Regions from separate parts of the Homo sapiens genome. Here region 2 is linked to region 1. Evidence: chromatin loops called from intact Hi-C (ENCODE). Cell type or tissue: heart right ventricle. All regions are shown on one strand.

Evidence for each region. A loop is a pair of places that touch in the nucleus more often than their neighbours do. Peaks named below come from ENCODE experiments on the same cell type or tissue, not always from the same donor. Only the 100,000 strongest peaks of a DNase experiment are listed, where the experiment ranks them.
Region 2: a loop joins it to region 1, with 3 times the contacts of the local background. A loop is called at or near these places in 36 of 110 quality-filtered maps.

The regions. Positions count from the first base shown.
Region 1 is chr9:14,430,209-14,438,208 of GRCh38, reverse strand. TRH-GTG1-6 (tRNA-His (anticodon GTG) 1-6) reads left to right here and starts at 4,198; the gene lies at 4,198-4,269. It also overlaps a transcript of NFIB not described here. In heart right ventricle, a CTCF peak has its summit at 4,127 (motif pointing right); DNase peaks (open chromatin) are centred at 337 and 4,249; H3K27ac peaks cover 5,836 bases.
Region 2 is chr9:13,347,369-13,355,368 of GRCh38, reverse strand. No RefSeq gene overlaps it. Among named protein-coding and RNA genes, the nearest start is that of MPDZ, 72 kb to the right of the region's middle. In heart right ventricle, a CTCF peak has its summit at 3,398 (motif pointing left); no DNase peak of the experiment used is centred here.

The DNA.
Region 1 (8,000 bases):
ATTTCCATGAGTGTGTGTAGTATATGAGCAATCCTTGGTACCCTTACAAGCACGAGATTTGTCCAGCCTTTCTCTCCTTCCCTCCCTGCTTCTCAGTCCCCCCTCATCTACCCCCCACCAATCTCTCTCTCTCCATCTCACACACACACACATGCGTGCACACGCACGCACATACGCGCACACACACACACACACACTAGGATGGGGGTGGTGTTCTAGAAAGTACCCAAGAAACAAGAGGCAGGACTCTGGGAGGAGGGAACCGTGGATTCTTCATTGCAGGGGGGTTCCCAACCTGTCTTTGTCTGAAAACTGGGCACTGGGCCAGCCTCAGCCTCACGGATTGCCACTCTTGGCCTCCAGCCCAGTGATGGATCCGACTGTCATTTCCCTACCCCCAGCGAGGCAGGAGGCACACTGAGAAGAGGGACGAGCAGGAGAACACAGAGCTTGGCCTGGGAAAAAAGGTAGGAGTGGCAATGCTGGAGATAGGACTCAGCTGGGGAGGTGGGGGACCCCCTCCGGTCCCGGGCCCTCCTGTCAGCTCCCAGCTCCTCTGTTAGAATCCATTATAAACAACCAGGGAGAGGAACAACTCCATCAGAAGAGCAGCTCCAGGAAGCCTGAGGAGAGGCAGGAAAGCCAGGCTCTCTCACGTGGAACAATGAGCCCCTGGTAAACAGTCATCTTACTTTTAAAACTCTGGAAGGGGAAGTCAACAATCTTTGGGGATGAATTCAATAGTTTAATGTCCCGCACAAGCAGGAACTTCTTGCTTACACCCAACTTAAATCACTCATACAACAGACTGATCCCTATTTAAAATGTGTTGCCATAGGCAGGGAAATAAGGCTGACAACATTTGGAAACCGACAAAGGGACAGCTTCCATGAACTTCAGAAAACACATAAAAGATAACTATAATAGCTATAAGATTCTCCTGCTTTGAATAGGTGTTTTTTCCTGCACACTTTTTACATTTGGATATTGTTGGTAAATGTATTTCCCTATATTAAATGTATGGCATGTCAGAGGCATAAAGAATCTGAAAGCTCATCTAGCCCAATTTACCTTACCTTTCTGATGAGGAAATAGAGACACAGAGAGGTCAAGTGACTAGTCCAAGGTCACACACAGAGAAGGGTTGGAGAAAGAACTGGAATCCAGACAAAGCAGGCCACTTTCTTCTCTGTCTCTTTCTCTCTCCTCCCTCTCTCTCGTAATGCCTTCCTGCCTTTCTCAACTTCAACCTCATTTGAAAACTTTTAAGGAAATTTCCTTCCGGGGTGCCAGCTCATATATTATCTCTATTCATCTGTGTCTCAGTCACTAGACTATAAATTGTGTGAAATCATGATCCATTTCTGTTTTCTTCTCCACTGAATCCTTAAGATTCAGAAAAAATAACTGAACTATAGTAGATCCCAAGTCTTTGTGAGTCATGAATAAATTAGTGGGAGAGTGATAATAATGTCACTATTGATATAGCACAATCAGAGAAAAAGAATAATCAGGTGGTAGGTTGCCAAGAAGTTGCAAATGCCATCAGAAACCATGTTTTGGTCCCATGGGTTTTTCCTTTTGTAGTGAGTCACAGGTATTTGGCGCTGTGGAAGAAATCTGAATGCGTATCCTAAGAAGACAGTGAATGTGCAGGAGAAATTTGGTAACTGTTCAAAAGTCCATCTCACTCTAACAGGCAAGAACCTTTCAGAGTCTATCCACACAATGACTGACATCAAGTAAAGGAGAAGCCCATACAGATGCCAAATGAAAGCCTTACCTGGTGAACACTTCTCTGTGTCAGGGTTTTGCTCCCCAGTCATGTGTGTCTTGAGGCACACAGCCTCACAGAGTTCTCCAAGCTGAGATTCACCACTAGTGGCATGGCTGGAAGTCCTGAGTGATGTTCACCTAAGATTTCCAGCTCTCTGCTTTCCAGGCATATGGCAGGGATGCACTGCCTGGGACTTTTATAACAGGCTGAGGCCATGGAACCAGATCTAGCCAGTGAGTTGTAAGAAGAGATTTTCATTGCTGGTTCAGGAATCTGCAGAGCTCTTTCCATTTGCCAAAGCAATGAGCAGAGTTCATGACAGTGGTTGTTACCTTAACCTGGCTGCCTGAGTGAGGAGACAGAGAGCAGGGCCATGCAATAAATGTGGATCAGCGCAAGGGAAGGAAAGCCTTCCTTATTCCAAGCCACTAAGATTTGCACATTGTCACATAGTATGACCTAAGCCGACAGATCCAATGTGTGAAGTAATTTAAGGAGTTACCTAATGGGTGTGGCATTTAATAGTATTAAAATCTGTGAAGAGAAAGTTATTCCTTTTTCAAATCTTTTGTGGTCATTCGGAAGAGTCCAGAAGAAGCCTGGTTCTGAGGCCGATGAGGTTTTAACAGATCTGCCCACCTTCCTTTTAAACACAGAGCAGAACTTGAGCTCGGAGCTTACAGTGTCTGCTAGGATTTAATTCTATTGGTTTGTTTTCACATTTTGTTTTAGAGTGACCTCTATTTATGGAATGTGTTACTATGTTTTTAAATATATGGAATGTTGTAAACTTTCATTTGAAAATTTTGTATTTAAATTATAGTAATGTAACTAACATTTCCACTGTGCTTACTATGTGACAGACCTATTTTAGGTTGACATGTACTTATCTGTTTAACCCTCATAATAATCCTATGAAGTAGTTGCTATTTTTATCTCCACTTAATAGATGAGAAAACAGAGGCACAGAGGTTAATAAGCAGCCCAAGTTGCCCCAGTTAGTAAGTGATAGAGCCAGAATTCAAATCCAGATAGTCTGGTTCCACAATTTGTATGCTATGAGTTGATCTTTTACAAATATTATTTCTCCTGTGGTTCAGTTGGTACATGGCCACAGCAAAAATTATGAAGGTGGTACATGAATGATTATATTTTAGGAAACAATTATGTCCTCTTTTGTCGAGCAGGAGATTTGGTTTGCCCTCTTGCCACAGGTGAACTTTCACCAGACTCACCCACATGTATTCCTCTTCAGGCCAGAGAATGCCTTGCCTGGTTCCTGCATAGGGCATGCATGGCTCAGGAGCAGGAACTCCAAGCAAGAATCTTCTATGTGGCCATAGACGGAAGATGTATTTGTGAGAGATGGAAGAAAAAGAAAAGGGGCTATAGATGATCAGATGGGAGTGAGTGAGTGAACATTTATGTGAAACTTTTCTCTTCAGAGATATCCTCCTTCTAGAAGCCTTAGAGCTGTGGGCACCCAATCAATACATGCATGAGGTTCTTGCCACCCACATACAGTGCCAGCTAGCTCCAGCTGTTCCCAGGTCCTCTCTGTATAGAGGAATTAAAGGAGGCACCCTGATAACAATCCATTGATTAGGTATTCCTGTGCATTTTGTTTTAAGATTTTCAGCCCTTGGAATATCTTGTGTAGACTACTTACTACTTCAAGTTTTACAGCAAAGAAATCTAAAATCAATTTCCTCTTGAAACTTATCTAGCATAGAACACTCCAGTTTCTTTGTGTGGTGGCTCACTAATGTTATTGGGAAGCTTTTCTTGCTGAGATGATTCTGGCTTTAAGGCCTATAGCTATTCTGGCGGGGAGAAAACTAGCTTCAAGGATCAATGAGTTTGAAAGGGATCCTTTCCTCAGTCAGGATATACTGACTTTGGCTTCCCCTAGTAGGAAAAGCAAGTCTTTTTGAGTCTCTGCAGTCCCCATTTTGTTCTTGCTATATTTTTTATTGTTGTGCTGCCTAAGCAAATGGAAATAAGGCTAGTGGTGAAAAGATGCACAAAAGAGGCTCAGACTCATATGTTATTCAATGCAGCATTATTTGGTGGTGGTTGGGGTGGGAAATCCATATCCATTATTGATTAAACATAGGAAGTGTGAGTCAACAGACTGGTATCTCTTAGTCTTGTTACCTTCATCACCATTTCCTGGACAGCAAACCCAGTGAATCCTCTCCTATCACAACTTTCCCAATCAGCCCAGAAGACAATGCTCATTTTATTTTCAAGGAATTTATTATTGTTCCTCTAAATAATTAGAAATTACGGGAACACAGCTTCTCTTTCCAAATATTAAGAAAATGTACGTATTTAGGCAATAGATGGCAGTGTTTCCACAAATTTTAATATTGCAATAGCTCTTAGAGAAAGCTTAGTGCTCAGCTCTTCAGTAGCTTGCCGTGATCGTATAGTGGTTAGTACTCTGCGTTGTGGCCGCAGCAACCTCGGTTCGAATCCGAGTCACGGCAGGAGGGGAGAAGGTTTTTGGAAGAGAACGAGGCTGATCCCAAGCTGTATTACATCTAAACAACATTTGCAACCAGACATGCAATCATGAAAATCAATAAAACAGAAAGCATTATGAATATTTTCAACTTCAGGGAGATGACATATGCAGAGTGACTTTATTAATGCACTAATCCTGTTGCAAGTGTGTTGTGTGTGGGGTTTTTTATTTGCACTGATGGGTAATATGATAAAACTGGAGTGTAGTGGGCATGTAATTATTATTAATTACAACTACTTAAGTTCTGCTTTGAGCAGACTCGTCAAGTCTGCTTGCTTTTGAGCCTTGCCAGGGCTATACAGTAATAACAACCCTGAATTATTTGGAAAGATGTCAGCAGTAGATGTGGAAATCCTGTTTAACCAGGCATGAATTGTTGTTGGGAGGGTTTTTTCAGGATGACAGAGAGAAAATGAACTGTCCCTTATCAGTAATTGCAGGAAACATTTTGTTTCTATGATATGAACTGGCTGTAATTTAACTTTCCTGCATCATTGGATAATGTAAGAAGCCAGTTGTTGCTCAAAACGAAAATCTCTGAAGTGGGCATTTGGGTCTGATAAAGGGCATATTATAAGTAGACAATGGGGCTCAAACAATAAATAATGTCCATATATGGCAAAAAAATTTTTAATGACATTTTCCAAAAGACTGGGGTTTGTATTGTAAGTGGTTAAATGTCGAATTAATGTGAGAAACACAGCTTTAATGGGCCTTTCTCCAGGACTTAAAAACATGGACAATACAGCCTGAAAATGTCAACTGTAAGTATGTTATAATGAGGTTTTACTGCTCCAAAATTATACCCCACTATGTTTTAAATAAGGGGTCACCAGAAGGTGTTTTTTAATGCCCCTAACCCCTGTCTCACAGACAGCCTAGCAAAAATTCATATTTGTTATTTATGTAATACTAAAAATATTTTCAAATAAAAATATGTGCACAAACTAGAAACAGAATCTATCAAGTTCTTTCAGAGCCAGCAAATTCTTAGAAGTAATATTCTAGAAAAACTGCAATAAATATCTCTTCTCCCTTTCCAAGAAAAGATCAGTCTCTGATTATGGACCCAAAAATATTGGCCTCATAGCATTATGAAGTAAGTAAAATGTGCTTATGTCCTCTTTCAATACCCACTTTCAAGACTATTTTCTACTCTGAGGTCTCCTCTTCCTAAATATGGCAAATTCCCCAGTCCTCACCCCTTGCCCCTTATCCCCCACAAATTGTGCTTTCCCTTCTCCAAAGAGTTTAACCTAGGCTTTGCCTCAAGTCTGCAAGTCCTTCTCAGCTGCCTGGTACTAATACTGTTTCAAGAAGACAGCTGAATTGCAATTGTTCTTACATTAAAACAGAATAAGCCCATCTATGGTTATTTGTATTAAGAGGCTGAAAGTGCAATGAATTTCTCATTTGAAGAAGGAGATTGTGTTGGTCAGAATTCAATGGTCACAAGCTAAAGAAACAACATGTACTGATTTAGAGAGAACCATGTACCCAGGAATGGGTGTAGCAGGGGCTTAAGAAACAATTGGAACTAGGGAATAAAAGATGACCAGAACCAACTATCTCCATCTCACCCCATATTTCTTTCTGAATGTTGCCTTTATTCTCTGAGACTGACTTCTACATGGCAAGAAACATGGCAGCCAGCAGCAACTCCTGCCTTTTATATCTGAAGCATTGTCTCCAGCAGGAGATTACCTTAGTTACTGCTCAAAAAATACTAGGGAAGGATCTTATTGGCTTACCTTTGGTCAGGTGTCCATCACTGGACCAATCAACTGTGTACATGGGGAGAGATATATGTAGCATACAAGAGAGCCTCTCCATTGTCTTGAGGCCAGTCTCACAGTAAGAGCATTGCTAGCCCCAGAGACACCTCAGTTGTCTCCCTCAGAAGCTTTTCCCACTGCATGAGTCAGGCACACCATTTGGTGGCTACTTCCACCAACCCATGAGTTCAGTTGCCAAACTACTAACAAATTTACTGCCTTGTTTAAAAGAAAAGCAGTGGGGGAGGGGAAGTCAGAATATGACAATCAATCTGGACTCAACTTTCTGCATAGGGACACAGGGCAACTGCTTGGACCAGGGGAGCACTTCCTGTTTTCTCTCCTCTGTCTCACCAAGAGAGGCCTTTTTCCCCTGGATGACAGTGCTCCCAACTTAGCTAGGAAAGAGCACAAAACCTTCCTGACTCTACCAAATAAATCAACTTGAATTTGGGCAAGTTATCTAAGCTCTCACAGTAAAAAAAAAAAAAAACAAAACAAAAAATGGTGGAGAGAGGGGAGATGATATTACCTTGATAATTAAAAGAATAATATACAAACAAACAGAAGCCACTTAGAACAGGAGCACATGGTAGAAATGCAACACTGGTGCCTGGCAGGCATGCAACAAATCATATTTCTTCTTACTATTTTAAGGCTGCCTTGTGCACTCACCCACCATCCAGCCTCCATTGATAGACTCTCTAGAGTGAGTTTTCCATTAGCAAAAGGACTCTTTACCATTGACTTCAGAAGTTTTTTTTTAAAAAATGTGATTAAGTAGACTACAATCCAGGGGTAGAAGAAGAGTCAGGATCTACTGAGTGGCCAGATCCATGTCCAAGTTTGCAGTCCTGGTTCACTCTTCATGAGGTTATTGTGACTGAGTGTCATAATAACCAATGGTTGTTTTCATCAACAAAGAGTTTGCTGACATTGGGTTTCCTTCTTGCTGTTGTTAAAATGTGTTTTTACTCTAAAACCAACACAACATTGAGTTAGTTTTCAGAAATGTTAAAGCCCAAGTTATGAGAGAAAATTCTAATTTTGAATTACATTGAGAAATTATCTGCTTTTAAATTTTGTAGAATCATTTGAGAAATATCTCAAAGGCCCCATTATTTCCATGCCCATATTGTCTATATTTTATACCAAACGTAATACCTGTTCATGAAACATCAGGGAGACTATGATATAATCTTACAAAAACTGTCTCTCCAAAATGTCAATTATAAAGCATTTCAGGGCCGGACGTGGTGGCTCACACCTGTAATTCCAGCACTTTGGGAGGCCGAGGTGGCTGGATCACTTGAGGTCATGAGTTCAAGACCAGCCTGGCCAAAATGACAAAACCCCCTCTCTACGAAAAATAAAAAAATTAGCCAGGCAAGATGGTGAGTGCCTGTCATCCCAGCTACTTGGGAGGCGGAGGCATGAGACTCACTTGAACCTGGGAGGCAGAGGTTGCAGTAAGCTGAGATCGTGCCACTGCACTCCAGCCTGGGTGACAGGATGAGGCTGTGTCTCAAATAAATAAATAAATAAATAAATAGCATTTCAGGGAAAAGGCAAGCCATTCTCAAACTAGATTCCTTGACAAGTCTTTAATGAGGAAACATTAGAAAAAGGACAGAATCCTGATTTTGATCACATGGCTTTGACAACTGTAGTTTTCACCAGTTGCATTGTCATTCCCTGGATCCGTTTATTCAAATTATAACATCATTTGCTCATTGAAAAGTCAGGAAAGCTTTTTTTTTTTCTTTTCTTCCTCAGAGTCAACTACCATGGCAAGAAGAAGTCTTAATTCGCTGTATAATCTGTTATTTTCTGTCCCTCGTGTTGGTGTAGCAGCAGTCAGTGATCTACTAGAGTTTGTTCAAGCAAAAAAAATTTTACCCATGTAACTGTAATTGAG
Region 2 (8,000 bases), 1.1 Mb after region 1:
TATCTTTTAAAAAGAAGTCTATGTACGCTGGGTTGAAAAGATTTCAGTGAATTTATAAAATAAAAAGAAGAATAAAAACTGATCATATAAAATTATTAAGACTTGAAAAATATATGTCCTTATTTGGAATCCATCATTCAATTGTGCAGTGTGTCAATGGGGCAGTAAATATTGAATGAGGATTCAATTTTAAGAGCACTTACCTACCCCATCATTGTTACTACTCATTCAATTACTAAAGTAAATATTTTACTTCTATGTTCACAATATGTTTCCATTTCCAAATCTATCCAAGTGCTCTATAAATGAAGACTAATATCGTGTCTCAGCTTTAGCACTTTTTGCCAAAATACTCTGAGTCCAAAATCAAATAACAAAACCATAATGCTGAAAGAGACCTCAATGAGTCATTCTTCCTTGGTTGAACTCTGTCTAGTCATTCTCCTCCACCCAAACCAACCTTCATCTCCTCTATTCAGCTGCTTCTCCCCATCCACCAGCAAGACATATTCTGAACCTAGAAAGGTAACTCCTTTCTGGTTCAATAATATTCTTTGTTTTTATAATTCAAAGATGCTGGCCCGGTGAGGTGGCTCACACCAGCACTTTGAGAGGCCAAGGCAGCTGGATTACTTGAGGTCAGGAGTTCAAGACCAGCTTGGCCAACATGGTGAAACCCCATCTCTACCAAAAAATACAAACATCAGCCAGACATGGTGGCACGCGCCTGTAGTCCCAGCTACTCGGGAGGCTGAGGTGGGAGAGTTGCTTGAACTCAGGAGGCAGATGTTGCAGTGAGCTGAGATCATGCCACAGCACTCCAGCCTGGGCAACAAGCAAGAGGCTGTCAAAACAAAACAAAACAAAAATCAGAAAACAAAGATGCTTTGAATTCCCATCACATTCATTATTTATTTTTGTTCATTGGCCTCATCATAATTTAAGATATCTATGTCTATTCTGGAACACCAACAAGGGATTATTATTTCTCACCTTAAAGAGCTTCTTTGCTAGTTGAACAGACTCTCTTGCTTCAAATCAAAAAGTTCCTAAGACCATGTCTTTCAAATTAGCTAGAAAAATATAATTACTGTATGAGTGTCACCACCCCAGAAGACCAACAAACTCAATTCTTAGAATAATGTTATACAGAATAAAAATGTAAGTATTGTGGTGGGATCTCAGTGTTGTTTATTTTTCCTTCTGATACCTTTATTGTAAACTAGAGGTGTTAGGATATGGTTAGTTATGTGAATTTTAAGTATAATATAGGTCTTTCCTGAAATTCTGTTCTATTTATTTTGGTTGTATCCTACTTTATACTCCTCCTCACTTTGTCCTCCAAAGTCCTAGAGCCTAAAAGAATATATAATACAAAGCAATATGGGAGTAAAAGGAAGTGAGAAAGATGAAAACAAACCATGGTTTCTTAGTAATGAGATTATTATAAAAATGTAAACCATAAAAACCATTACTTGCTGTAGGACCATAGTTTGGGTTCTGTGCTTTCTTAAGAGCCAAAGTTTGGGGATGTGGGGGAAGAGAGAAATCTGGTTATTAAACATGTCAGTGTGTATAAAACTAAATAAAAATAATTATAAAGAGCTCAGGAGAAGCAAGCCAGTATTGATGTGAAGACTGAAGGCTGAAGCGCCATGAAACATAATAATTACTCTTAACAACATCCTTACTTTCAACACATCAAATTCCTAAAAAAGTATTTCCAATGTTGGCCGTCAATAAAAGCCAAAGAGATTCCAACAAAACGAATTAAAGTAAAAAGAGTAGTATGAGTTGCCACAATTATATGATTGAAGTATATTAATTTATGAAGCCCAATTTAGTACATGTGTAAGTTTTAGGATATCTGGAAGATTGGACTTGGCAATGACTGTGCAGCAAACTTTACATATGAGTGCTACTCTAAACACTACAAATACAATGATCTGTGTGTCATGCAGTTGGTTGACATGCATTTTTGTCTATCAGTTTTACCTCCATTGTAAGATCTATAATGTAGGTTTAAATTGTAGGCTTCTTAGAGAGCAGTGTCTATATGTTATAATTAGCACACCATATTGTTATATGTTAAGAAGGTACACATATTTGATATTGCTAAGTATTTTCCAATGATGTAGATTTTTAGTGCATAATATTATGTCTTTCAGAGAAACCCTGTTCAAATTATGCTAGCCCAGGAATCTAACAGGTCGAAAATATTCTCATAGATGGGTCTACATAGAGAGGCAAATGCCAAGGGCTCATAAAATTCCTGTTGGCATACATAGAAAAGAAAGCAATATGGTGTTCCTAAAATACTTTAGATGTTACAGGGACATGTTAAAACACAGAGTGTCTAGAAATGTCTATCCTGGTAAAATCAATGGAGTTAAGCCAGGGCAAAGAACACTTACGGCCTGCAGATACGTAATTTATGCTGTTTCTGATTTGAAAACTGGAGTAGATTTTTAATTTATGATTGAAAATATTGAGTTCACCTTTGAACAGCTAGGTAAATTAGATTGCCCTCAAGTCACCCTTGAAAAGCACCACAACCACCACTATCAGTTTCAATTTGTAAAATGGAACAAATGAAAGAGTCGCTAGGGGCACTTTCACACACCTAGCCCTTCAATTATGCATAAATAAGAAACACCAACACCTCCAACAGGCAAATCAATTTTAAAGCGCAAGGGTTTCTATTGAGAATACTCTGTTCAAAAGTTCAACTCAGCAATGCCAGCAAGATTGCACAAATGAATCAACTCTAAAACCACAGTAGAAAGGGAACCAAGATCACTATTTTTTAATGGCCAATATTTCTCTATGTTAGATGCTAGGATGCCACTAAATTGTGTTTCTCTAAAAAAGCTTGGTGAATTTAACTTCCTGACACTAGATACTACATGTTTAAAAGGCCAGAGAAACTCAAAAGAGGATAACTAATGTAATTCCAGTTAAAGTTCTTAATTTCCTTCCCTTCTCTAACAAAACTTACAAGAATGTTACATATAAGGAAAAAATGTCAGTTTCACAAAGATTTAGAAGGTAGCAATTGAGTCTATGAATTCTCATTAAATTAGTCCTATAAATCAGATTCTATGGAATAACTCTGAAAAGCAACCTTATCTTATCCAGGAAAACCCACTGTATATATTTAAAACCTCATAAGAGACTATTACTTATGCTGTATATTGTATTAAGTAAGCCCATTTAAAGCATACACTATAGCTTCCTTAAGCCAATGTTTTTACAAGTTCATGACCATGATAAAATATATTGCTTTTCAGAATAAATATCCTTTATGCCTATCATAACTATATTATACCAGTTAAATTACACCAACATTTATGGGACAAATTTCCCTAGAAACAGACCGTGTTTAATGCCTGCAGTGACACCTACTGGTAATGAAGTACACCTAATTCTTAAAGATATTTGAAAATAATAGTATCCTCGGTTCATATTTTCATTCTCAGCTCCTTAATTCACTAGCCATGGCAAATTCTTTCTTTTCATCAGCTAACTTATTTCAGTAGCTTTTTGGTAACATAAATATACATACGAGTAACATTTTCTTTTAGAGAATAAGGATTTGTCATGAAGTCGTTTTTGTTATATTTGCTGAGTATGATGAAGAAATGTAATTTTTGTTGATAACAGATTTTCACAAATCATTTAACTTACGCTTATGCAAAACCAGATGTCTCTTCTTCTCCAAGATGCCTATGAGAGATGGTATTTCTAACTAATTGGGGAGAAAATAAAGGGGAAAGAAGCCTTTTGCATGAATTGCAGATCTATGGGATGGTCACTCCTACTGTCACCTGAGGGCCTCCTGGATATGTTCTGTATACTCCCTGTTCATAATGTGGTCTTTTCTCAGCATACTTGCTCATGTTGCAAACTCCTTTTGTTAATGCTCAAGACTGCCCTACTCAAATATGACCCAAGTCCCTTCTCTCTGACCTTATTTAAAGCCAGCTAGACGTGGCACATCTCTCCATTTCATGTCTTCCCCAAATACATGAGTCAGTCACGTCCTTCTCTCCCTCATTCCTCTGTACAAAGTCATATAAATTATTAAAAATCCTAAGAAGTATTTCCCGCCCATTCTACAACCAGGGCTTTCCCTGCCTTTGAATTCTCATTATTTTTTCGTTTATATTACACCACTAAAAAAACTCTTTACATACTCTTCTTTTGTTACTACTACTAATTACTATAATAGAGCCCATTTATAGATCACCCATAAAATGCTGGGAATGTGCTAGGCTGGATGTAAGGACTTTGATTCTTATAATGACCCTTCAAGTTAGCTACTACCATCTCTATTTCTCAGATAAAGAATCTGAGCTGGGCGCGGTGAGCTCACGCCTGTAATCCCAGCATTTTGGGAGGCTGAGGTGGGCAAATCACGAGGTCAGGAGGTCGAGACCATCCTAGCTAACACAGTGAAACCTCATCTCTACTAAAAATACAAAAATTAGCCAGCTGTGGTGGCATGTGCCTGTAGTCCCAGCTACTCAGGAGGCTGAGGCAGGAGAATGGCGTGAACCCAGGATGCAGAGCTTGCAGTGAGCCAAGATCATGCCACTGCACTCCAGCCTGGGCAACAGAGTGAGACTCCGTCTCAAAAAAAAAAAAAAAAAAAAAAAGAATCTGAGAAATGGAGAATTCAGATGCTTTGTTCAAGATAATAGACCTTGACAAAGGATTCTAAACCAAATCTGTCTTGGGTCCCAATCATCCTCTCCTTCCATTATCACACAAAATGGAAGTGTGTTATTAATAAGTTCTTTCCAGCCAAGTTCTGGCCCTGAGGCTGTTGGGAACATTTCAGCCTCTGTAGGTTGCTCCCATTCCTGCCCGTGAACAGTGACATCTTTATAGCAAGTCAGTGTTTCCTCTACTCGTCAGCAGAGTTTCAGAAATATTCTTTTGCTTTTGTCTAAATATTAAAGTTCCTGGGGGGTGAGGCATCCAGGGTAATTTTATGGGCAGTATCATAGAGCAGCTTCTGGATACCATGTCTTTGTGGCTGCTTGCTGCTGATGCAGTGGTTCGCCAAGGAAGCCTTTTTAAAAACTGCCAGTCTGGCCGGGCACAGTGGCTCACGCCTGTAATCGTAGCACTTTGGGAGGCCAAGGCAGGCAGATCACTTGAGGTCAGGAGTTTGAGATCAGCCTGATCAACATGGTGAAACCCTGTCTCTACTAAAAATACAAAAATTAGCCAGGCGTGGTGGCATGCGCCTGTAATCCTAACTACTCGGGAGGCTGAGGCAGGTGAATCACTTGAACCCGGGAGGCAGAGGTTGCAGTGAACCGAGATCGTGCCACTGCACTCCAGCCAGGGGGACAAGAGCAAAACTCTATCTCAAAAAAATAATAAATAAATAAATAAAAACTGCCAATTTGTACAATACTATGAAAGTGAATTTATGTTATTATACATTTGTCCAAACCCATAGAATATACGTCACCAAGAGTGAATCCTCATATAAACTATGGACCTCAAGTGATAATGGTATGTCAATGTAGGTTTATTGATCATAACAAATGTACCATGGGTGCAGGATGTTGATAGAGGGGAAAGCTGCATGTGTGGGGGGGACAGGGGCTATACGGGAATGCTCTGTTTTTTCCATTCAATCTGGCTATGAACCTAAAACCACTCTAAAAAAAAAAGTTTATTTATTTTTTAAAAACTGCCAATGCCTAGGCCCCATCCCAAATTCAGAATCTCTGGGGAACAGACCTTTATATTGGTATGTGTCTAAAATTCCCCAGGTGACACTTAGGTGAAGTTAGGATTGAAAATGACTGGGTTAGTGTCTTCTGTGTATATTGAGTGCCTCTGGCCCTCAGGATGCCTGGTGAGAGAAGGGGGCATGGTTTGTAGCTAAGTCAGCCAGCTGAGTTTGCCCTATCTGCAAACACTCTGGAGATATCTCCATGGTGATTTATTGGCTCCAGTTTCCTTTGAACGATAATAATTATAATATATATCTTATATTATAATAATACAATAAATCCATGTTCCTGATAAGAGACCACATGTGCAACTAACACAGCATACAACCACCCATCTAATTTCTGACTCTTTATCCCAGAACCTCCAACATCTGATTTTTTTTCTGTGCCCACTGAGAGATTAGAATTCCCAACAGTTCCACCATGGGTTTGATTTCTGTCCTTTGATTTGTCCCTGAACTCGTATAGCTCTGTTCTCCTCTTGTCATTACCTTTCATCAAGTTTACATCCAGAGGTGCTTTTTGAGATCATGTACTTCCTCCAGTGTTAGTTACCTGCCCAGTGGCAGCCCTGGCATGCTGCTGCTTCTACTGTTAACCTAGTAAATGTTAAATCCAGCTTTACCATTCACGAAAACTTTTACAGATTCCAGTACCAAAGGCATCATACGATCTCTAAGTGCATTGCCATTCATATATACCTGGCTCCTGGGCATAAGGTGAGCATATTCAGTCCCACTTCATTTTACTAGAATGCAGTCTTTGAGGGCAGACAAAATACCTTATTCATCCCTACCACCTACACCTAGCACAATGTGGTTTATCTATTCATAATTTATCTACTCATAAATGAATAGTGTTTATTTACAAATTAATCATGTAATCTTTCACTTACATAACTGCTGTTATTAAAATATGCATTTGGACTATTTTTTCCATTTGTGGCAATGAGAGTTTCTACAAACCTATTCAAGTGCTTCACTGGAACACTCTTAACCAAAGTCAAATTGTGGAAGAGTTACATAAACTAGTAGATTTGAAGTCATTATTTACCTCATTCTCAGCTTTCAAAAGTTGTCTATGGGTCATAATATGCCATTTTATTAAGTCCTTCATTTAATTTTAAAATATAAGTCATCATTTCCCAATCAGAAAAAGAGGTCCTCCTCCTCCTCCACCGCCACTTCTTCTTCCTCTTCCTCCTCCTCCTCCTGTTCTTCTCCTTCTCCTTCTCCTCCTCCTTGTTCTTCTCTTTTATTTATTCATCTTCTTTTTCAGAAAGGGTTTTTCTCTGGCTGGAGTGCAGTGGCCCAATCATAGCTCACTGCAGCCTCAAATTCCTGAGTTCAAGCAATCATCTCACCTCAGCCCCTGAGTAGCTGGGACTACAAATGTGCACCACCACACCCAGATAATTGTTTTTTATTTTTTGTAGAGACAGGGTATCACTATGTTGCCCAGGATATTCTCAAACTCCTGGCCTCACATGAGCCTCCAGCCTTGGCCTCCCACAATGCTGGGATTATAGGTATGAGCCACCATGCCCAGAACTTTTTTAAGGCAGAACATGGGACCTGCTTTTAAGTTCCATCTTAGCCACTACTTAAGTCTCCAACCACCTCCAAGTCACTTAATGACGAAACTACTTAAAGGGCGTATTATATTTTATAATGTATTTTTGCAATATATATGTATTTTTTATAATAAGATGTGTGAATTATGGGGCACATAATAATGATAATCACTATAGTTATTGTTACTATTGACATTCTCTTTACTTATCAATAAAAATGTTCAATGATGATTTATAATTTAAATATGAAATCTGTCCTCAATCTACCTTATATTTGGAAAAGTTTGCAATTTGATAGACTAGCCAATAGTCTTAGAATACAGTTTTTCTTTCCCAGGAATTCATTATCTAGAAGCAAATTGGCCACCATAGCTTAGAAAATATTTTGATTTTGTCAGGAAAGCTTTAATAAAGGAAACTATATATGTTCATCATCTATGCCACTCAAGTAATACCCAAATATTCTACAGATGTTTTATGAGGAATGGACAATCTTAGTTCAACTCAACCACCAGGTCCCTATAGTTTACGCCAACATCCTAGTTCTAAGAAAGCCTTGTAATATGTGCTTCAGCTGTCAAGAAAAAACATCAGATCAGTTCTACTTCATATAGAACAGTCAGACTTTGGATCAGATACTGGCATATTTAATCTGCCCAAGTTTGTTTTGA